Regions from separate parts of the Homo sapiens genome. Here region 1 is linked to region 2. A link is an interaction called in ENCODE POLR2A ChIA-PET data of the cell type or tissue named here. Cell type or tissue: MCF 10A. All regions are shown on one strand. Links, peaks and the distances in the headings refer to the core of each region. The heading gives the core; the rest is flanking DNA.

Region 1 (7,198 bases), core at 173-2,672, 54 kb before region 2:
AGCAGGAATGAAAGCAAGGAAAATACACTTCGAAGAGGCCCAAGCAGGTAACTTGAAGAACAAGTGCAGGACTTGACCTTTTGACTTGGGGTTTTATACGTTGGCATGCTTCTGGGGTCTTGCGTCCCTTCTCACTTGATTCTTTTTTTTTTTTTTTTTTTAGATAGAGTTTTGCTCTTGTTGCCCAGGCTGGAGTGCAATGGTGCAATCTCAGCTCACCACAACCTCCACCTCCCAGGTTCAAGTGATTCTCCTGCCTCAGCCTCCTGAGTAGCTGAGATTACAGGCGTGCTCCATGCCTGGCTAATTTTGTATTTTTAGTAGAGATAGAGTTTCTCCATGTTGGTCAGGCTGGTCTTGAACTCCCGACCTCAGGTGATTTGCCCACTTCGGCCTCCCAAAGTACTAGGATTACAGGCATGAGCCACCATGCCCGGCCTTCTCGCTTGATTCTTCCCTTGGGGTGAGCTGCCCGCGTGCACGGTGGCCTGCTAGCCCTTTGGGGGGTAGCATGTGCAGTGTGTTTACTGGAGTTGTACACATGCTCACCCGAGGAGTTCTTCCCTTTTACTGGTGGAATGCTCCTGGAAGGTCAACTCCGCCATTTCGTGTCTTAATGCACGTGCTTGAGCCCACTCGCCCAGCTCCTGAGATCTTATAGGAAACTGATGATCACCAGTTTTAGGTGTTTTCTATCTACAGGCAGAATGCCTTTTCCTGGTGCTGGTTGAGACCTATTACTATTTTAGAGAGGCAGTGTGACAACTGCCTAACCATCACCTAATGATCGCCTGATTTTCCTGGTGGGGTGTAGGGGCCCTCTTCTGCCCTGTTCATGTCTCACTAGCTACCCACCGTAACACTCCTGAGCACACTATTGGAGCTGGTGGGGTTTTCTTTGCAAATGCCACCATGTCACCCATAGCTTGGCCTGCAGGTCCCTGCACTAGTGCCAATGTAGATATTTTCTTTCCAAATCTAATCCCTAATTTACACACCCTTTGTGATGATGAGTTCAAATTCTTAGAGAAATTATTTAGCCCCCTGGAGAGACTGCTCTCCCAGTGTGGAGGGCTGGGGCTGGGGTCATATGTCAACATTGTTCAATGTGACACATATTTACTGAGCACCTACTCAGTGCCTATCCCTGGTGAGACAAAAGATGAGTGAGGAATGGCACCTGCCCTTGAGAAACATATAAGAAATGCTTCAGCAAGAAGCGTGTGTCTTTCTCTTGACCATAATGGCAATCTCCTAACACTGGAATAGGGTTAAGAAATCATAAAGAGTTCATGCATGTGTTCGTTGATTCATGAAGGCTTTATAGGGCCTCTACTTTGTCCCAGGCTCTATGCTAGACAGTAGGTAAAGCTGAATTGAAGGTTTTATTTTGCAGTTATTAAGCCTGTGAATAATTTCAGCACAGGAAGCCTACTGTGCCTTTCAGCACAGTTGACTTATGTCCAAGGTACAGATGTGGAACAGAAGAGAGAGTACTGAATGATGTTCTGGTGGGAGAGCAGGATGGTTCTGTGTCTGGGAGTGCTTCACGGAGGAAGTGGCTACTGAAAAAGGATTCAAAGGAAGACTCAGCTTGCCAGGCGGATGCATGGGGAAAAGGCATCCTAGGCTGAGGAAACAGCCTGTGCAAAGGCCTGGGGGCTGAGTCATGGACCAGCAGGGCTCAGAGGCTTTGCAGAAGTGATCTCATCCACCCACTCATAGTTCAGATGAGGCTGGGATGCAGAGAGCGGAAGGCACTGCCTAGAGCTACTCAGCCAGTTAACCACAGAGTTTTGATGGGAACCTGGCCTCCTACCTCCCAGCCACAGCTGGTATTTTCTTCTGCTGGGGAAATGCTACACATCATACACAATACCATCTTTACCACTTGATGGATCACAAGCAGGTATACATTTAAGTCATCTGAATTTAGTTCAAAGTTTGCAAATGGAGAGCAGAATTAGAGGGGCTGGCTGTGCTTTCCATGGGTCCAGATATATAGTGGGTGCTCAGTAAGGGTCTGTGCCCTCCTCCATGGCCAGATGTGGTCGGGGGGTGGGGGCGGGAAGTAAAGGCAACTCCCTGTTCTAAAGGAACACATGGATGACAACTTCCAACTTAGGATGACTTGAAGCTGGGCTTGTGAAGGCTCTGAGCAGCTGGGCTTGGAAGGCAATAATTTCTCAGGCAGAGCATGAGTACCTCTGTGTCTCCCAGTTTGAAAGGGAGCAAGTCATCCTGAAAATAAGCAAATGTCACTTCACCTCCGACCTGGCTGCCCTTTCAGTGGGTGCAGCGAATAAGGCCTTCTCGGTCATTCCGGGCTTTCAGTTTATGGGACTAAGAAAAAGGCAGAAATGCCAATAGTATACAATCATATCTATTTTATTATGCTTTGCTTTATTATGCTTGGCAGATACTCCATTTTTAAAAAACAAAGTAAAGGTTTGTGGCAATCCTGCTTTGAGCAAGTCTATTGGTGCCATTTTTCCAACAGCATGTGCTCACTTCATGTCTCTGTGTCACATTTTGGTAATTCTGGCAATATTTCAGACTTTTTCATTATTATTATATCTGTTATGGTAATCTGTAATTATTGATCTTTGATGTTACTATTGTAATTATTTTGGGGTGCCACAAACCGTGCCCCTAAGACAGCAAATTTAATCAATAAATGTTGTGTGTGTTCTGACTGCTCCACCAACTGGCCATTCCTTCATCTCTCCCTCTCTTTTGGCCTCCCTATTCTCCAAGACACAACAATATTGGAATTAGGCCAAGTAATAACCCTACAATGCTGCCTTAAGCGTTCAAGTGAAAGGAAGGGTGGCATATCTTGCTTCAAATAAGAAGCTGGACATGATGAAGCTTAGTGAGGAAGGCATATGGAAAGCAGAAAAAGGCTGAAAATGAGGCCTCTTGTACCAAACAGTTACAAATGCAAAGGAAAAGTTCTTGAAGGAAATTAAAAGTGCTACTTCAGTGAACACAGGAATGATAAGAAAGTGAAGCAGCTTTATTGCTGATATGGAGAAAGTTTGAGTAGTCTGAATAGAAGATCAAACTAACCATAACATTCCCTTAAGGCAAAGCCTAATCCAGAGCATGACCCTAACTCTCTCCAGTTCTATAAAGGCAGAGAGAGGTGAGGAAGCTACAGAAAAGAAGTTGGGGCTGGGTATGGTGGCTCACACCTGTAATCCTAGAACTTTGGGAGGCCGAGGCAGGTGGATCACTTAAGTCCAGGAGTTTTGAGATCAGCCTGGGCAACATGGAGAAAACCTGTTGCTACAAAAAAAAAAAAAAAAAAAATTAACTGGGTGTGGTGGTGCATGCCTGTGGTCTCTGTTACTTGGGAGGCTGAGGTGGGAGAATCTCTTGAGACCGGGAGGTGGAGGTTGCAGTGAGCCATGATTACACCACTCCACTCCAACCTGAGTGACAGAGTGAGACCCTGACACACACACACACACACAAGAAAAAGAAAAAGAAAAAAAAGTTGGAAGCTAGCAGAGGTCAGTTTCTGAGGTTTAAGGAAATAAGCTATCTCTTTGATGTAAAAGTATAAGCAGCAAGTGCTGATGTAGAAGCTGCAGCAAGTTATCCAGAAGATCTAGCTAAGACCATCAATGAAGGTGGCTACACTGAACAACAGATTTTCACTGGAGACAAAGCAGCCTTATATGGGAAAAAGATGCCATCTAGGACTTCCATAGCTAGAGAGGAGAAGTCAATGCCTGGCCTCAAAGCTTGAAAGGACAGGCTGGCTCTCTTGTTAGGGGCTAATGTAGCTGGTGACTTTAAGTTTAAGCCAATGCTCAATGGCCATTCTGAAAATCCTAGGGCCCTTAAGAATTATGATAAATCCACTCTGTCTGTGCTCTAGAAGTGGAACAACAAAGCTTGGATGACAGCATATCTGTTTAGAGCATAGTTTACTGAATGTTTTAAGCCCACTGTTGAGACCTACTGCTGAGAAAAAAAGATTCATTTGAAAATACTACTGTTCACTAACAATGCACCTGGTTACCAAGAGTTGTGATGGAGATGTACAAGGAGATGAATGTTGTTTTCATACCTATTAACACATCATCTGTTCTGCACCCACGGATCAAGTAATTTTGACTTTCAAGTCTTATTACTTAAGAAATACATTTCATAAAGTGATAGCTGCCATAGATAGTGATCCGTCTGACTGACCTGGACAAAGTAAGTTGAAAACCTTCTGGGAAGGATTCACCATTAGAGATGTCATTAAGAACATTCATGACTCATGGAAGGAGATAAAAATGTCAACATTAACAGGATTTTTTTTGGCTGCCCAGTGCATATAAAAGTTATATTTATGCTATTACATGTACAATAGCATTATGTCTAAAAAACAATGTATGGACCTTAATTTAAAAATACTTTACTGCTAAAAAATGCTAATGATCATCTGAGCCTTCAGCAAGTCATAATCTTGCTCAAGTCTGGAAGTCTGGAGTTTGTAAGAAGTTGATTGCAACCCTCATGAATGACTCTGAGGGATTCAACATTTCAGTGGAGGAAGTAACTGCAGATGTGGTAGAAATAAGCAAGAGAACTAGAATTGGAAGAAGAGCCTGAAGATGGGACCGAATTGCTGCCATCTCATGATCAAACTTGAATGGTTGAGGGGTTGCTTCTTTATGGATGAGCAAAGAAAGTGGTTTCTTAAGATGAAACCTACTCCTGGTGAAGATGCTGTGAATATTGTTGAAATTACAACAAAGGATTTAGAATATTCCATAAACTTAGTTGATAAAGCAGTGGCAGGGTTTAAGAGGATTGATTCCAATCCTAAAATAAGTTCTACTATGGGTAAAATGCTATCAAACAGCATTGTGTGCTACAGAGATGTCTTTTGTGAAAGGAAGAGTTAATCGATATGGCCAATTTCATGGTTGTTTTATTTCAAGAAATTGCCACAGCCACCCCAGCCTTCAGCAACCACCACCCTGATCAGTCAGCAGCCATCAACATGGAGGCAAGACCCTCCACAGCAAAAAGATTATGACTTGCTGAAGGCTCAGATGATTGTTAGCATTTTTTAGCAATAAAGTATTTTTAAATTAAGGCATGTACATTGTTTTTTAGATATAATGCTATTGTACACATAATAGCATAAATATACCTTTTATGTGCACTGGGCAGCCAAAAAAATTGTGTGACTCACTTTATTGCAATATTTGCTTTATTGTGGTGGTCCAGAACCAAACCCGCAACATCCCCAAGGCATGCCTGTATGCCTTCACTGCCCTCGGGGTTTTTTTTTTGTCTTTTTTTTTTTTTTTTTTTTGAGACAGAGTCTTGCTCTATCTCCCAGGCTGGGGTGCAGTGGCATGATCTTGGCTCACTGCAACCTACACCTCCCGGGTTCAAGTGATTCTCCTGCCTCAACCTCCCTAGTAGCTGGGAGTATATGTGTGTGCCACCATGCCCCACTAATTTTTTATATTTTTAGTAGAGACGGGGTTTCACCATGTTGGCCAGGCTGATCTCGAACTCCTGACCTCATGATCTGCCCACCTTGGCCTCCCAAAGTGCTGGGGTTACAGGTGTGAGCCACCACGCCCAGCCGCCTTTTCAATCTTAACTAAGCATTTATTATGTACTGTGGCTGTCACTTTTGCAGTTTCAGGTGTGACAGCAAAACTAGCATGAACTTCTTTTTCCTTCTTCACAATTTCACAGAAGATCTTCGTAATCTCATTGTACAATTTTTTTTTCTTTCCTAATTAAGTTGAAAACTTTCACCTTTTCAGTTAAAAGAAGCATGATACAGCTTCTCTTAGGCACAGCTGCATTGTCAGTATCACTACTCTTGCGTCTTGGGGCCACTGCTATGTAAAGTAAGAGTTACTTGAACACAAGCAAGATTGCCTGGCTGATCTGATAACTCAGATGGCTACTGACTGACTAATGGGTGGGTAGTGAAGACAGCATGGGCACGCTGGACAAAGGGATCATTCATATCCCAGGCAGGATGGATTAGGACAGTGCGAGATTTTGTCACACTACGCTGAACAGCATGCAACTGAAAACATGAATTGCTTATTTCTGAAATTTTCTATGTAATATTATTGGACTGTGGTTGACCATGGGTAACTGAAACCTCAGAAAGCAAAACCATGGATAAGTTGGGACTGCTGTATATAGAATAGTCTATGATATGATATATTAAATACACCATAAATAATACATTGTATAATATAATGCTTTATAGTATAAACTATATAAATTAAATATTAAAATAGAAATTACATATTTAAAATATAAATATAAAATATAAAGACATGCATTTAATATATATGAGAAATATTTAAAGAAGGCAGAGCATAGTATGATAAACACCCTCCCACTGCATCTTAACAGTTTACCCTGTTGTCTCTACCCCAGTACACGACTATGGTTGACTGTAACACCTCGATGTGAGTGAGAAATTTGAATGCAGGTTTTACATCTGTAGCTTTTTAAGTCCCAAAGCTGCTCCTCCTCATAGAATCCTCCAGTGGCTACTGAGAGCCCTCCGGATAGGCCAGACTCCCGCACAGGGTCTTTGGAGGCTTGTGAGATTGGATCCCTGCCCACATCTCCCCACCAGCCCCTCACGCTCTGGCTCCTGTTTTGTTCCTTCCACCAGGCAAGTGGCTGTCTCCTCCTGGGACGTTCTGTCCTCCTCTTCCCCTTGCCAACTCCTGATTATCCTTCAGGCTTTGGCTGAAATGGCACTTCCTCCAGGAAGCACTTTATGACAGCTCCAACATGGCTGTGGCTACCGCCCTCCAGCACCGTGCCTGCCCCGGGCCCAGCATGTCAGTCCTCCCTCCCCCAGGGATTGCCTGACCCCTCCTCTGTGACTTTCACTGTTTAGTGAGCTCCGGCACAGGGATTGGCCTGCTAGGCTCACCTCTGCACCCCGTGTGTCCATCATAGAGCTTTTAACAAGTTGGTGGGTACATCACCTCTACTTGTTACATGTTAAACATGAGCTGGAAGGTGGCACAGGGCGTATCCTGGAGGATGAGGGGACCCTGAATGGGTAAAGCCTGCTGAGGAAGGCTTGGCCACCCCTAGCATTGGCTAAGTTGGCCCATTTTGAAAGATTGGAACCATCCTGGTTTCCCAACTAGTAACCATTCACTTCCTTCCCCTCTTTCTGATAGAAACCCGA
Region 2 (17,280 bases), core at 8,820-11,319:
GATGGATAGTCATCCTTCAGGACCCACAGATGGCACCTCCTTTGGGACACGTGTCCACACTTCGTCATAGCACCGGGCAGGACGTTGGCAGCCCTCGGCTCTTGGGCCTATTTTTTCCATTTGTCCCTGCCCATAGGAGGCACACAGTAGGTATAAAGTCAAAGTGCTCTGCATGGATGCATGGATGCTCAGTATAAGGTTTGACGTTGACATTTTAACAAGCACACCAGAACTTTTGCAGACAGTTGAGTGTTACCTGACAAAATGGTGACAGGGAAGCCTCAAATTTGTTCCAATAATGCCATTTGTCCCTGGGAACATTTCTTGGCCTCCTGATTGGGCCTGTTTATGAAGCACAGAAGGCAACCATCTTGGTTTGGCTCCAAAATGATGTTTTCTGTTTGATCCACAGAAACAGCTAGAAGGGGCAAAGAAAAGGTTGGCTGCTGCTGGAGGCTTAGTGATGGGTGTTCAGTCGGACTTGGAGGGGGCTCCTAAGATGCAGCCTCAGAACAGAAGGAGGTGGGAAAATGGGTGGAATGGAGTTGTGTTGTCACTGGAGTTCCAATTCAAATGGAGAAGGTCTAGTGAATTTATAAAAACACTTCCTTCATTCACTGCTTCGTGTTCACAGCTGCGCTCCCAGTCCTTGGTATGTAGTAGGCACTCAATAGATATTTGTCGAACGAGTGAAGGAATTCAACAAATATTTATTTGCTAAATAATGCCTACTATTTTCCATCCACCACGGTAGGTGGGCTGCTCTTGGTACTTTGTAGGATGACATGGTGTGTGTGTGCGTGTGTGTGTATGTGCACGTGTGCATATGCAGACACACATACACGAACCCACATCTAGTTGTATGTTTCATTGGCCCCTGTGATGACCGCCTTCACTGGGGGATAATAACACATTTTCTGGACTTTGCCAACATATTTTTTTGTTTTTATTTCCAAGGCCAACACCTGATTTTTTTAAAGGGAATATTTGATGTAGGGAATCATTAGATTAAAAACATGCATTCCTGGCTCATTTATCGTGAATGAGCATTAGCTGCCCTCCTCCCCGGCCTCCAACCCCCATCCTGCCATGTGCACACCCACGTGCTTTCAACCTGAAATAACAGCGCTTCATATTGGAGTGGGGGACAAACACGCACCTTAGGGATAATGAGCCTTTGCCCCTAGGATCTTCCTGTCTGCCTCTAGGTAAAGCAAACCCCTGTGATGTGCTTCGGGCTGGAGTGCAGTGCCTTGGTGTATGTGCATGTGCCTTATGGCAGTGGCTTTTGTGCCTCTGCTTTTTATAAGCAATGGAAGCTCTGATGTAATGAAATTTTATGTAGAGCCCCATGGATAGACAACACTGTAAAAGTGGATCTACTTTGCTGAAAGGAGGGTGGGCCCCTTTGCTCAGCTTTCCTACCACCTCCTCCCACTCCCCTGCCAGGGCCTCATAGAACATCCTGGAATCCCAGGGCTCCTCAAGGTCCTGGAGGAAGAGCCTGCAAGCATGTAGGGTCACATATGTGCATTCACAGATGCTCGCCTGTCGGCTGTACTGTGTGTTCATGCCTCTTATTTCTCTCTTTCCCGCTGCTTGCCGTCCCTGGTTCAGGCGGGCCTCATCCGCACAGACAGCACCGACTTCTTCATTGAGCCTCTGGAGCGGGGCCAGCAGGAGAAGGAGGCCAGCGGGAGGACACATGTGGTGTACCGCCGGGAGGCCGTCCAGCAGGAGTGGGCAGAACCTGACGGGGACCTGCACAATGAAGGTAGGCTGTAGGTAGGGGCCTGTGTGCTGCTTCTCTCCCTACCTCTGGAGTGTTTCCCGGTCACTTCTGTCCTTAAGCTGTCCATGTCTGGCCTCAGTCTTCTTATCTGTAAAATGGGACTGGGCCACATAGACCTGCTGTACTGGCAGAGAAACCCCATTGCGTTCTAGAAGCTGCTGTAATTGGCTGGAGCTAGGGGCCAGAGGAGTCACTTGTGTCCTGAACTGTGGTCCCTGGGACTCCAGAGGTCTCTGAGGAGCTCACCATTGCTTCTCAAGGCTATTTCTGAGGCAAGGCAGAAGGTAGAATGCCTGCAGTGAGTTCTTCCCCCCTAAAATTGACTCAACCCTTGGGAGCCACAGGAAGGGAGTTATTAGGGCACCTGCAGGGAGGCTGCCTGGTGTCTGGGCGTCATGGTCAGCTTTGTGTCCCGTAGACCATTTTACAACCCTACCTTCAAGTCTGTCTACTGTGTGACCCTAGCAAGTTACCTAAGATTTCTGAGCCCTCATTTTCCTCATCAGTAAAGCAGAGATGATCCATGTCTACCTGTAAATGTTATATGTAATGGTGATGGTATCTGTGAAAATCCCAGTATAGGGCTTGGCATGTAGTAGGTGCTGGATAAATGGCAGCTCTCCTTACAGTATTATTAAGGGTAACTGCTGACATGTTAGGGTGGGAACCCCCTGAGGGAAGGGGTGTCCCTGCGCCCAGGCGACCAGTGCAGGAGGCTACACACCAGAGGCACTCAAGACTTATGGTTGGGCGAATGAAACTGGATGTGACAAGTGCTGGTCCTAGGCCCGCTGGTCAACTTCACAGTGTCACAAAGCTCCTTTGGCCAAGAGGAGATGAGGAGGCCATGGGTGAAATCTGGTTATGACTGGACCGCATCCTTGTGCCAGCTCCCTATGGGACTGGGCCTGGTGTGAGAAATGCCTGGAAGCTAGTTGTCCTCACAGACAGTGCATCCGTTGAAGCTCCAGTTGCTCTCCAAGTATCACTCATAAGAGAAGCTGTGGCACCAGAGCCAGAGGGTTCTGCAGGCCTAAGGTGGGGAGGGCAGGGCTGGCGGGGCCTCTGAGCACTGGCGTGGATTTCAGGGCACCCTTCTCTCCACCAGGGTTGAGAAGAGGGCTGAGTCTCCCCTGGGCTCCATTTTTTAAAGGACGATTCTGAATCCAAAGACCATAAGGTCCCCTCTTTTAGGAAGAGACGTTGGGGAAGTCCAGCTCCAGAGCTGTGAGCCTGGAACCAGCTGCATCACCAGCCACCATGGTGGGCAGCTGGGAAGCTGAGACCACTGAGCACACGGAGCTGGAGTTCAGACCCAAAGAAATGTGGCTGCGACTCTTGCCCCACACCAGGCTCCGGGGCTGGAACTCCAGTGAGGCCAGGCCCTGGTCCATCTACGGGCCTTCCTTAGAAAGACCAGGGGCAGGAGAAGACTTTCTTGGAAACCTGTGACTTGTACTTTTAGTTGAAGGCCAGTCGTGGGGCTGAGCCCAGTGTGGGGAGAAGCATTTCTAGGCGTGCCTGTCTCCATTTCACAGCTTGATTAAAGCCAGAGGCTTCAGCTCAGCTCTTTGGGTCTAGTTTTCAGCACACAGAGAGGTGCCTCAGAGGCCTGGCCAGGTGCTCAGAGCCTGCCTAGCAGCCGGCTAAAGGCTTTTGGGGAATCTTCCTCAGGCTGGGGACCTTCACATCTCCAGCTGTGGCTGAGGCTGTGGAGGGGATTCCAGCCCCCTGCTCCACTGTCAGGGAGTCTGAGGTGCACCAGTGAACCTGGAGTGGAGGGGACAATTCCTCTCGGCACTCAGTAAGGCCTCAGCTGCTGCTTCCTGAAAAGGGCATGTGTGGGCCCACACACTCACATCTACCCATGCACTCTCCCACACACTGACACCCACACTCACAAACACAGACCCATATACCCGCACTCACCCTTACTGGCACACACCCATGCACCCACACTCACACGTGGACACATACCACCCATACACTCATGCTCACACACTGACACAAACACACGCTCACAAACACACACCCATACACCCACACTCACACATAGACACACACCATCTATACCCTCATGCTCACACACTGATGCAAACACACGCTCACAAACACACACCCATACACCCACGATCACACATAGACACACACCACCCATAGATTCATGCTTACACACTGACACAAACACACGCTCACAAACACACACCCCCTACACCCACACTCACACATAGACACACACCACCCATACAGTCATGCTCACATACTGATGCAAACACATGCTTACACACATCCATACACCCACACTCACACATAGACACACACCATCTATACCCTCATGCTCACACACTGACGCAAACACACGCTTACAAGCACACACCCGTACACCCACACTCAAACACTGACAAACACATGCTTATACCCACCCGCACTCACACACCTGCATACACACATACAGACCCCTCTATACACTCATACACTCTCACAACCCCACATCCACACACTGACACCCCCTACATACTCACACACCCCTTCACACACTCGCACACTCTCAAACACACTCATACACACACATGCTCATATACACATACTCTCATATATACACACATCCATGAATGAGCCCCAGAGAAGAGTTAGGTGATCCTTTCCCAAGGCTTTGGTGAGAAATTGAACCGTTCAGAGTCCAGGGGCAGGAATTCCCGGTGCTGGGCCACCAGGCTCAAGCTGGCCCTCACCCCGCGGCCCTGCCTTGGCCCCTGAGGCTGCGTCCTGGATGCTCTCCTGCTCCTAACGCTTCCCTCTCCTATTTAATCCATGGTCCTACTCTCTGGAGCCCCGTTCCCACCCCCAGTTCCCTCCTGAGGACACTAATGGGGTATGTGCTCCTGCAGCCCGAGCTCGGGCTCTCCGTGGGGCTGCCCATGCCAGGGCCGCCAGCCGGGCTGGGGCTCAGGGCGGCTGCTTTACAAGCAATTGAGATAAAATTCACCATTTTAACCATTTTGAGGCATATGATTTGGTGGGTTTTTAAAACTATATTCACAATGCTGTGCAACCATCACCTCCATCTAATTCCAGAAGATTCCCATCCGTTAGTTGTAGTCACTCCTGTTTCCCTGCCGTCCAACGCCCCCTGGCAACCACTAATCTACTTTCTATCTTTCTAAATAGGATTTGCCTATTCAGAACGTTTCATGGAATGAAATCATGTGGTATGTGCCTTTGGTGCCTGGCTTCTTTCACTCAGCATGTTTTCAAGGCTCATCCATGGGATCGCCTGTCTTGATGCTTCTCTTTATGATGGAGCACTAGTCCAGTGTATGGGCATGCCACATTTATTCATTCATCTGGTGGACACTGGAGTTGTTTCTATCTTTTGGCTACTATGAAATGCTGCTGTGAACATTCATGTGCAAGATTTTATGTGAACATACGTTTTCAATTCTCTTGAGTACATACTTAGCAGTGGAATTACTGGGTCACATGGCACCTCTAGGTTTAACTTTCAACTGTATTTTCAAAGCAGCTGCACCATTTTACATTGGCTTGGGGCTTCTTGGATGGCTCATGGCAGCTTCCCAGTGGCTGGTGGGCCCTGCTCTGCCCTGAGGGTTGTCTGCTCCTGTCATCCTGAAGGATGAGGGACCCACAGAAGAGGGTGTGGCTGGAGCCCCCCCACAGCATCCAAGGCTGATGCTGGCTGGTCCTCCCCAATTCCCCAGAAAGTCTGCAGAGAGAGAATTATGGCTGTGCCCCGATAGACAGTGGTCATGGCTGGGGGAGGCCTGAGTTTACATTCCGGGCTGTTGTCATGAAGCTGCTGCGTGACCTAGGGCGAGTGGGGTAACCTCTCCAGCCTTCCTGTGACAGGCCTGGCAGGGAGGGCTCTGAGGGGTCAAGTGTGGCATTCCACTCGCAGGGCTTACACTTCTGAGCACAGCCCATGCGTTGGGAGTGACTGTTATTTTTCTCCCTGCTCCATGGAGAGAGCCTTGCGCCTTCCCCTCCCCTGCTGGGGGCTGCCCTCCTCTCTCCCAGGAGTTTGGCTGTGGGCTGCTGCGCTTGCCATTGGCTCAGACACCAGGGCCACCAGAAGCTGCCTGCAGTGTGAGCTTAGAGCGGTGCCAGCCTCAAGGGTAAGTGAGGGAGAAACCCACCTGAGCCCTGCTCACCAGGCTGTGTGTCCACCCAGAGGGCTTTCCCTGCCAGGCCAGTGGCCACACGTTTTTCCAGCTCTTAAGTCTAGGGCTTTGTTCCTTTGCACTATAGCACCACTCAGCAAAGAGGAGATAAAAACAAATGGTGACACCAAGCCCTGTGTGTTCCCTGTTACCTGTCCTCAGATCCCCATTACCTGAGCACCCGTGTGGGTAGCAGCGTAGAGGCGGCTCGGGTCTCTGCAGAGGTTCCCATGGATGCATCCATGTGCATCACCCACGTGTGGACGGGGTCTGCACTCACTCGCTCCCATGTGTAAAATAAACAATCACAATGGATTGTGCAGGGGCAGGGCCCTCTGCCCCCTGTGCTGAAGCAGGTTATCTCCTGCTCTCTGTTCAGCCCCAGCTTCAGTGACCCCTCCTCTGGATGCCTTCCCCAACAGGTCTGGATCTCCAGTGGGGTGCCTTCTCTGATCAGTCCTGCTGTAGTCTTTGATATTCCTGTATTGTTACAATCCAATTTCTTATTTGTCCCCTCTACTAGGCAGTGGGCTTAAGGGCAGAGGCCCGGCCTTTATCACCTACCCACCGTCCATCCATTGACTAGTATGGGGCCCCTCCTGCTGCCACACCCCTAATACATGCTGGGGATATTGTGGTGGCCTCTTCACATCCTCAGTCCCAGCCTCCTATCTGGGGAGTTCTCAAATAACTGGGGATAAATGAAGGTTCTTAGAAATTAATGGTATGAGTATCAAAGCTTCAGAGTGAGATGGAGGGAAAGTCATTAAGAGTTAAGGCTCTGGAGCCTTCTTGACAGACCCCAGCCTCCTGTCCTGCCTTCTTAGCTTTCCCCGTGAGTCTCCATGCACCCTCACTCCACCGCCCCAGCAGAGTGTATTCTATCTTCATTCAGGCTATAGCATAGATGACTGACAGCGCTCAAGTTGTTACCCTTCTACGTGGCGGCATAGATGGTAATGTTTCAAAGCATGGGCTTTTGATTCAGACAGACCCACATGAGAAGCTACTTAACATCTTTGAACTTCAATGTGTTCACCTGTGTAATGGGGACAACAATCTGATAGAGTTGTTGTAAAGATTAGACTAGATTGGGTTGCATTAGATTAGATTAGAGGTCAGTAAAGGTAAGGCCCAGGGCCAGATATAGCCTGGCAGCTGTCTTGTAAAGGAAGTTGGATTGGAACACAGACACACTCACTCACAGTCTCATCTGCGACTGATTTTGTGCTTCGGTGGCAGAATCGAATGGTTGTGACCGAGAATGAATGACCCCCAGAGCCTAAAATATTTATCTGGTCCTTTACAGAAAAAGTTTAGTAACTCTTGGATTATATAATACAAGTTAATAAATGCTATTTTGCTTTTAGCCAAAAGGGCAGAGCAGCGATGGTGAAATCTGGGGTCACTGACAGTTCTTGGGTGGGATTTGAGAGGCTCAGTGCTCACAGGAGTATCCCGGAGTTCCTCAGATGCCCTATGGAGGCCACAGTAGCCCCATGACTTTTCTCCTTTATGGAGATATTGCCAACTTTGATTTTTACAGCAACCTTGTGGGTTAGAGATAAAGGGTGGTTCATCTTCATGTTATAAGAGAGACAATGGAGGCCAGAGAAGCGAGGGATTGGGCCTGGGACGCCCACAGAGATAGGATGAGTGGCTCCCGGAACCCAGGCTTTCTGCTCTGGGCCAGTTCTCACCCCTTTGCTACTCATTGCTTCAAAGATTTAGCAGTGCCCTCATGGCAGGAAAATGGCTCTTGCCCATGAGTTGACCTAGTATGGAGCAATCCCTCATACTACTTTACTTACAGAGGCAGGGAAAGGGGCACCAGTGATGGGGACAGAGGTGGGTGGTGGGCAATGTCACAGTGACAGCCCCTCCTGTGGGTTGGACCTCACTCTCTTCCTGTCTTGGTTCCAGCCTTTGGCCTGGGAGACCTTCCCAACCTGCTGGGCCTGGTGGGGGACCAGCTGGGCGACACAGAGCGGAAGCGGCGGCATGCCAAGCCAGGCAGCTACAGCATCGAGGTGCTGCTGGTGGTGGACGACTCGGTGGTTCGCTTCCATGGCAAGGAGCATGTGCAGAACTATGTCCTCACCCTCATGAATATCGTGAGTGTCCATGTGTCCTAGGACTTGGGGGGAGTGGGGTGGGGTGGGCCCCACCCCACCCCACTGGGCCCCAGTGCTGATCCAAGTGGAAGTTTCTGGGGCCTGGTATTTTTTAGGTGGATTTGGGGAAGTCATTGCTTGCTCCTTAGCCCAGAAGGCACACCCTTGGCAGCCAGGTTCGATGGTGTAATGAGCCTGAATTGGCCTGACTTGCGTCCCAGGCTGTGGCCTGATCCCAGCTGTACATACCTGGGCTGAGGTGACCCACCAGGCCTCCTGCGCTGGAGCCTGTGGACAGTGGGTTCTGGGCTTGGACACATTCAGAGTCAGGGTCAGGCGTGGCCTGGAGCCTTGCTTGTGTTGGAGTTGAAGGGACTCTTCTGGGACTCATCATCTGGAAAAAATGCCCACCCCCAGGCTGGGGAGACTGGCCGAGGAGCTGTCAATATGTGAAGTGGGTCCTGAGACCCTGACGTTGGCCCTGGGTGTGCACAGACAGGCAAGGAAAATCAGGGATGTGGGCAAATTCTAAGACTGCATTGAAGCAGAGAGCCCGTGCCCTTAGCTGCTGCCTGTGGCTGTCCTGCAGAGATACAGGACTCTCGTCACAGAAAAGCTAGTTTTTCAAGAAAAGTCAGAAATGTAGTTTTTTTTTAAGTGTTTAAAAAATTTCATTATGGAAAATTTTAATCCAGATATTTAAGTGAACATTTCCAGTTTTTTTTTTTTTTTTTTTTTTTGAGACGGAGTCTGGCTCTGTCACTCAGGTCGGAGTGCAATGGCACAATCTCGGCTCACTGCAAGCTCCATCTCCCGGGTTCACGCCATTCTCCTGCCTCAGCCTCCCAAGTAGCTGGGACTACAGGCACCTGCCACCATGCCCGGCTAATTTTTTGTATTTTTAGTAGAGACGGGATTTCACTGTGTTAGCCAGGATGGTCTGGATCTCCTGACCTCGTGATCCGCCCGCCTCAGCCTCCCAAAGTGCTGGGATTACAGGCGTGAGCCACCGCGCCCAGCCTACATTTCCAGTTTTTAAATGTTAAAAGAGAAACCCACTGTGGATGCCAAACAAAATACACTATAGGCCACAGGTGGCCCCAAGTGAGCATCCCTGGGCTAAAGGGGCAGAGACAAGGAAGAGCAGGAGGGAAAGGAGGGTGAGAGCATATGGCCTTTGTCAGGGTGCCTGTGGCTGTGTGGTTCTGGGAAAGGATGGGGACCTGTCTGGGTGAGGTGAGACCCAAGGTAGAAATAGTGCAGGCAGGGGCCAGATGCTGGGGATGGGGGCCGGACCCTCAGCCCTCCCCTATGAAGTGTAGTACCGGAGGCAGGTGACCCATTGGGATAGACCCCAGCTCAGCATGGGACACTGTGCAGTCCAGGCCTGGGGGAGGTGGGCAGTGGTGCACAAGGGAAAATGCCACGTCAACAGGAGGCAACAGGGCAGGTGCCCTTCACCTCTGAGCCTCTGCAAGGTGACCAGGTTAATGGCTCATCATAAACATTCATCTGGAACACCAGAGCTGAGAAAGAAGATATGTACGTGGTGGGTCCTGAAGAATTTGAGTGAGGCCTCTTTTGAAGGCCAAAGCTTCCAGCCCCTGCATGGGCCCTCACTGGCCTTGATGTTAGGGCCCTCTGCCCCTAGGCCTGTCTGGAGAGGATAAAGAGGCTGGCTAGCTGTATGATCATACAGACCGAAAGATGACTGCAGTATGCCAAGGCCGGGATAGAATCACCTTATCCTCAGTCTAACATGGGCAGTGCTGGGAGGCTGTAAGAGATGTGCAATTGATTGTGCTACGGCACTAAGAGGAATATTAGTGAATCGGCCAAGAGCACACAGTCTGACTCGGCCCCTTCCTGTCTTTGTGACTTTGGGGGCGAGTTACGAACCCTCTGGTGTGTCTCTTCTGCACTTTGAAAGCAGCATTAACAGTACTTACTACCAGAGGTTTTGGGGAGGATGAAATGAGCGCATGGTGCACAGCATGGCCATGCAGAGCATGCGCTGTCAGTGGGTGGTGGTTGGTGATAATAATGTGACCTTCGTGAAGTGACTGGTCATGCATTTCTGGGAACGGGACAGTTGATGGGGAGAAATGTCAACCCCACGTCATGTCAGTCCCCTTGGAAACATTGGTAGGGCGCTGCCTGGGTCCATAATCTGGCTGCACCTTTGACGAGGTGGTCACTAGGGGGACAGCCCCTTAATGTCTCTGGGACCTTGGGCAGGGGACCTGTGTTGCTCAGGGATCCATAGGATGCAAATGATGAAAACCCAACTCAATCTAGATGAAGACAAAAGCGGTAATTTCTTTCGTGGGTCAAATTGGGGGAGGGACAGGTTGGAGCCAGTTATAAGAGTAATTGGAACTAGAGGAAGTTTTCAGGTTCGCTTCTCTGTCTGTGACATGCTGATTCTCTCTGACCGACTTCTCTACCAGACATTCTGGCCACTGACAACACAACGCTGACTCCTATCCCCATCCATGGCTGGAGACAAAAGGAGTTTCCCCTCTGGTTCCCAGGCAAAATCTCCCGAAGCAGGACTCTGATTGGCCTAACCTGGGTCACGTGCCACTCTTTGGGATGATCACTACACGTTAGAGAGGGAGAGCATCAGTGCTCCAAGGCTGGAGAGCAGTTAGACACAGCCATGGCCGCTGGAGAAATTGTTCTGAGCTGGCCAGTCACCCCAGTTTGTGTCTGCTACAGTTTAGCCCCTTAGAGCCTCTGCTTTTTCATGATAGTGTCTGCTCTTGGGTTTGTGAAGATTTAGTATCCAGGGTATCTAGCACATGCCTGGCACATAGTGGGTACTCAAGTAATGTTTTCTGTCATTAGTATTGTTACATTGTTTGTTTTTGCGTGTATAAGTTGTTCCTCGCCTGAGTTTGGGAAAGTGAGTTCCCTGAGGGGAGGGGCTTTTTCTTTTTAGGAACCCCAACAGCACACACAGCACAGGGTCTGAGACCTGAGAGGTGATTGGTAAACGTGGAGGCGAATGGTATCCACGAGAGAAGCGGGTGGCCGGCACCCATTGAGATGGCAGCAGGAGAGAGCAGCAGAGTTCTGTCTGCAGTGTCAATATCAATAAAAGAGCAGGAGCAGAGATCAGCTCCAATGACAGGAGCCCAGGGAGCGGGTGGGGGGCTAGAAAGTCTGTCCCTGGCCGCCCCTGTGTGTGGACACTTCTTCCATCCCAGGAGCCTAGCATGTGGTTTTGGACACAAAGGGCAAAGGCTACCACATGGAGTTGTTTGAGAAAGAGAGAGGGAGGGGAGGGAGAGGACGCCTATGAATCTGAACACACCCACCATGCTGGAACACTTGACCGCCCACCCAGACTCTGCAAATCACAGGCCCAGCCTGAGGCCGTAGCTGGGGACCGATCCCATTAGTAGGAGGCCACGCTGAGAGCCAGGTTTGGCCCCTGGAGCCAGCAGGTGGGGGACAAGAGGAAGGGCAGGAAAGGGGAAAGGGGTAGGGGAGACCTCAGGATGCCCAAGAGTGGTAGGAACCTGGGTCCCACGGCCCAAAACTGGGGCTGAAGACCCCAGGACTGTAAGCCAAGCCCTATTGCAGCCCCAGAATCCTTCACTTTGTTAAAAGATAATTTTCAGGAAAAGGTAAACTCATGACTCTCATAGAGAAATAAAAATGAACATATGTTAAAGATTTGACTCCACATTAATGAGGGAACCAGGCAGATGTTATAACTCGTTCAAAAGAGAACCCAAGGACAGAAACATTATAGATTAGGAATTTTATAATGAATGTGCAAAAGGAGACAAAATTGATGTTGTGTAGGGTGGGAGGGAAGGCTGTTTAGCCTCTGCCAGAGAAGATGGAACCTGCCTGCGTGCAGACAGGAATTTTGCGTTGCTCTTAGTGACCCATGGTGCTCTCTGCTGTAAGGGCACTTTCTCTGCATCCGATTCCGATAAGGGGGAAAGACACGCGGTGGCAGTGCCTGTCTTCCATTGAAGCACAAGTTTTTATTCTCTGGTTTGAGGCCTGACCAGGTGTGAGGAGTCTGATGACTTGTCCTCCTTAAAAATCTCTGCCCTCATTCCCGGAACTAGCGGAGTGGCAGCATCTCCCAGGCTACAGCCCTGGATTGGACTGGGTTACAGCCCTACACAGCAGTGTGGTGGGATTCTGTCTCTTCTGCAACTCTGTTCTGCCACCTGCTCCTCACTTCCAGGATTCTGGCTGGGGTTAGGAGAGTGAGAGTGCCCAGGGCAGTGGCGGGGGTGAGTTTTCTGAGGGGGACCACAAAGTTGTCTTGGGTGATCTGCTCCATTCTTTCTCTCATCTTTCAGAGAAACTCTTTCAGAGGTACCCTGGGGGACCTCCATGAATTCTGTTGCTTGGCTTCTTAACTCTTGGTTGGACTGAGGTGTCGGCAGGTTCTGGAGGGTGGATCAGGCTTGCTGGAGCCCTGCTCCCCAGCTGGCTTCACTGCCAGCCTTGGCTAACATCCATTCATTTGTTCAGAGCTGGGTGCTGTGCTACCTCTGTGGGCCCTCTGTGGGATGAGGTATTGGGTGGGGTGGGGTGGGGGTCAGGGTTCTTGTGGTTGCAGGTGACAGATCCAGCTCACACTAGCTGAAGCCAAAGAGGGGTGTATTGGCAGGGAGCTGCTGACATGCCCACAGAGCCAGTGGGGCAGGAGCCCCAGGGGCCACAGGATGAGGGCTTCAGGCCCATTAGGGCACCGTCCCCTACTCTGCTGGCCTGTGCTTGTCAGTGGAACCCAGCAGCAGATGGGCTTTCTCCCATGATGGGAAACAGGAACAACCCAGGTCCTCACACTTAGGACCCAAATGCCAAAGGTCTCTTTCTTGCCCTCCTAGGGAAGACTGGCTAGGGTGGGACATGAGGCTATCCCTGTATTAATTGCTGTGACTAGAAGGTTGGTTTGGGTCTGCTGGGTCACAGCTTGCCGCTGTGTATGGGGGTGAGTTGGAGCAGGACCTGTGCCCAGAAGGCAAGCAGCAAAGCATGCGGACAGGAAGAATGGCTTCCACAGTGGGGGACACAAAAGGAAGAGAAAACACAGTCCCTGCCCTCTGAGCTTATACTGCTGTGTGTCTGCAGACCACTGCACAAGATATAATTGCAAGCTGGGTGCCGTGACTCACACCTATAATCCTAGCACTTTGGGAGTCCAAGACAGGAGGATTGCTTGAGGCCAGGAGTTCAAGACAAGCCTGGGCATAGCAAGTCCCCATTTCTACAAAAAAATTTAAAAAATTAGCCAAGCAAGGTGGTGCACACCTGTAGTCCCAGCTACTCAGGAGGTTGAGGTGGGAGGATCGCTGGAGCCCAGGAGTTCAAGGCTGCAGTGAGCTATGATTGTGCCGCTGCACTCCACCCTGGCCAACAGAATAAGACCCTGTCTCTAGAATTAAAAAAAAAGAATATCATTGTAGAAATTATTAGTATTGTTTTTGAGCAACCACTGGGAGCCAGACTCTTTGTAGACTCGACCTCATTTATTTAAGTCTCCCCATAACCCTGTGAGAGGTCTGAGTAGCCTCAATGTCCTTACATAGAAACTGGCGTGCAGAGACAGGCTGTAACTTGCTAGTCTGCCCTCTGGTAGGCCGTGGGGCTGGGATCTGAGCACCACTGTGTCCACTCCAGAGCTCACCCTCTTCCCCAGGCCTGGTGCCAGCTGGTGCTGTCCGTGGCTGGTGACCCAGCTGTTATGGTAGAAAAACTTTTCTCCACCCTCTTATGTTCAGTACTGGAGGGCTTGTGAGTTAAACTGAAAGAGATGGACTGGCAGGAGAAAAGAGTTGATTTGCCAGTTCCTTGTATATAGGGGTGCTCCATGATGAGTACCTCAAAGGGGTGGTGAAAACTGGGGGTTTGGCCAGGTACAGTGGCTCACGCATGTAATCCAGTACTTTGGGAGGCTGAGGCAGGTGTATCACCTAAGGTCAGGAGTTTGAGACCAGCCTGACCAATATGGCGAAACCCCGTCTTTACTAAAAATACAAAAATTAGCTGGGTGTGGTGGTGCGCCTGTAGTTCCAGCTGCTCGGGAGGCTGAGGCAGGAGAATTGCTTGAACCTGGGAGGCGGAGGTTGCAGTGAGCCGAGATCGGGCCATTGCACTCCAGCCTGGGCCACAGAGGGAGACTGCAGTCTCAAAAAAAAAAAAAAAAAAAAAAAAAAGAAACAAAACCTGGGGGCTTATATTCTTAGCTTAATAGGGAGAGAAAGGGGAAGGGAGAAAGGTTTCTTTAGGAAAGACAAGTGGGTTTTTAGGAGAACTAACGGGAGATGAAGTTTGTGATAATGCTTACTTAAGCAGGGTCAAGTGGTATTTCTGTCTTTATGACCGTGAAATTCCCTTAAGGGGATTTCTGACAACCTCTTTTCCCAGATGCTGCTGCTTTTAAGGAAAGCTGAGAAGGCTTCTTTCTGCATCTGTTGGCTTTCAGATGTCTTCAGCTTACACTGATCTGTATCCTAATGCTGGGGTTCCAAATGGGCCCTCACACAGGCTGGGAACAGGACCCCAGGAGAGGGAGTGCTTGTATGCATGTATGTCCTGGAGGGGCCATGACCTGTGCCAGCTCCTACAGTCTCTGCTTGGTGAGGGGCTCCACATGCATGGTTTCTGGGCACTGTGTGCCCTCAGCGAGGCCCCTTCCAGACCCACTGAGTGGCCTGGTCTGAGCCCCTGATAAGGGCTCTAAGAGGGTCAGCTCAAATGATGGGGGTGAGGGTGGAGGGGATACTCTTTGGGGCTATGGGAAAAACAATGAAACCCACTGCTGAGGTGGAGAGCTGAAGGCAGCGAAGTTTGGAAGGTAGTGGGGAGAGTAGATGGGAGCTTGTTCCCCAAGCAGAATTTGGGAGCTTCCCTTGGAAACCAGAAGAGGTCTTTTGATGGGCTATAAGTGAGATGTTTCTTTCTATTGGGCAAAGTGTACTTTTGAAACTTGGCATTCCAGGGCTGGCCTGGCCTGAAACGTGATGCATTCAGAAGGGGGTAGGAAGCCCTCCAATCTGGAGTTATAAGAGACCACGTGGATGGTGGCAGGAGTGGGTGGGAAGTTCTCTCTGAGCCCTTGATGTTCATGATGTGGAGGCCAGCTGCCCACTTATCCTTCTCTGGTGTTCCCCTGACGTCCCTAGGACTTTACTGTTGGAGGAAGGCAGGCTCAGTAACCCATTCTAACCTTCTTGGCCAAATTAACACATTCTGACTTTTGACCCTTGACCTCTGACTCATGCATGACTCAAAGCTGTGGCCGGGGAACATTGTCAGTTTCCACTGAAGACTGGGCCCCGAGGGCCTGCCTTGGTGACTGCTGTTTGGATAGTCTTGGTCCTACCTTCCTTCTCCCCACAATCTGCCAGAAAGTGGGTGAGGAGAGAGGAGAGTAATGATCTTCCCAGAGGTTCTGGAAGGCCGCTAGAGGCTAGGTCTTCTGCTCACTGCTGGGTTGCCCTGTGAATGTGGGAACAGAAAGGGCCTGCGATGGGTGAGGGGCACAGCTGAGGCAGAGCTTCCCCTGAGGGAAGCCCAGTTCCTCTTGGGGAGAGAGGCTCACAGCATTGAGATGGACTGCGGCTTAAAGGAGCCATGACCTTGCAGACCTGCTGCTGCCATCGCGGGTACATGGGCGGTGTGGGGTTCTGGCTTCCCCCGAACAGGTGCAGAGGACGGACAGTCAAACTTCCCAGCAAGGGAAGGAGAGCAGATGGGGACCGACAGTCTGCCTCCCTGGGGACCAGCAGCTCATCCTGTCCATTGTGTGGAAGCTTTTATTTGGCTGGGATGCTTGACGCTCGAATTGCCTTAGGGGATTTCCATGGGGCCAGTAATAACAGCTTGCCTTTGCATTCCCCTTGGAACACCTGTCTGCTGTGACCATTTCTGATCCTGATTTCCGGGGCCAGGTCTGGGCTGGCGGGACCAGAGGGAGGAGATCTGGTTCCTGGGATGGATGGTCCCATTGTGCTCTCAACCCAGGGAGGAGGGGGCAGAAGCCATTAGTGAAGCACCCAAAGTTATCTGACAAGGCCCTGGGCACTGCTGTCAGGGGCAGCTGGAGGGACAGTCTGGGTGGCCCTGCCTCCTATATGTCTTTTGCATTGACCTGGGGAGGTGCTATGGATATTCCTGCAGCTTCAGATGATGCGACCGGGCTCCCCGCTCAGCCTTGTCGCACACGCTGCTGGGCGCTGTCTTTTTCTGTGCCTGTTTGCACATCTATACTGGGTCATCTTCCTTAAGACTTCTTCAAATCTCAGGACTAGAGAACCATTTGAGCACTTTGAAGCATAAAGGGGTAGTTGTTTTCAGCATTTAGTGAGTACGTGTTGTGTGCCTTGTATCACAGACAGACTCCCATCGTGGAAGTTTTGGTCTGGCTGCAAAAACAAGCCTTAGTCCTATGGAATAATCAGGGAACCACTGAGAATGGTACCAGTACCAAGGAGCTTAGAGGGGGTGCTGTCCCTGTGGGGTTGTGGAGAGAGGAGGGCTGTCTACAGGGGCTCATTGCTGAGCCTGCCCTGGGGGAGAGGGCAATTTGGAGAGGGGAGGGCATGTGGGCCAGGGCGGCAGACAGCACAGCAAGGTTGTGGGGGTAGGGTTGAGGAAGGAGACCCAAGTGTGTGGCAACAGGTGACAGAAGCCTGCAGAGACCTCCCTGGCATCTAGGTGTGGCGGGATGGCTGGCAAGGCAGCAGTATGGACTGTGGCGTAAAGAAGAGGCATGAGAACAGCTCCCCGTGGTGGCATCCAAGGTGGATCTGCAGGTTCCCAGGGTCCTCTCCTGGCCCAGGGGTGATGGACCAGTTCTCTGGGGCGAGGACCTCTTTGGACATGGGGATATTGGGGAACCTCCTAGGGCCTGGAACTGGAGCACAGGGAGGGTGAGAAGAGAGACAGAGAGGCCCTTTCATCATTTCCTTCCAGCCAGGTTGCAGCCAGAAGCTTCCAGTCTGTTTCCTCTAGAAACCCTCTTGGCAGCCAGCCTGTCTGGATGATAGGTGCCTGGTCCACCTCCACTCCCCACCCTGCCCCACCTGGCTGACAATACATAGATGTTGGGGTGGTTGCCGGGACAACACTGGCTAGCACCTCTGCCAATTGTAGGGTCCTACCAGCTCTGACCTGCCTCAGAGCCCCTTTCTGAGCCTGGGGCCTGCTCAGATGG

What was found. ChIA-PET counts read pairs that join two places held together with the same protein. Peaks named below come from ENCODE experiments on the same cell type or tissue, not always from the same donor. Only the 100,000 strongest peaks of a DNase experiment are listed, where the experiment ranks them.
Region 1: POLR2A ChIA-PET joins it to region 2 with 5 read pairs; 2 of 35 experiments call an interaction of 5 or more read pairs at or near these places.

Annotation. Positions count from the first base shown.
Region 1 is chr10:70,654,991-70,662,188 of GRCh38, forward strand. No RefSeq gene overlaps it. Among named protein-coding and RNA genes, the nearest start is that of ADAMTS14, 14 kb to the right of the region's middle. RefSeq lists an enhancer at 5,888-5,957. In MCF 10A, for the core only: no CTCF peak of the experiment used is centred there; a DNase peak (open chromatin) is centred at 1,711.
Region 2 is chr10:70,700,695-70,717,974 of GRCh38, forward strand. ADAMTS14 (ADAM metallopeptidase with thrombospondin type 1 motif 14) reads left to right here. Exons shown (of 22, transcript NM_080722.4): 3 at 1,618-1,774; 4 at 7,894-8,084. Among named protein-coding and RNA genes, the nearest start is that of ADAMTS14, 37 kb to the left of the region's middle. RefSeq lists enhancers at 1,159-1,660, 1,661-2,160, 5,370-5,870. In MCF 10A, for the core only: no CTCF peak of the experiment used is centred there; no DNase peak of the experiment used is centred there.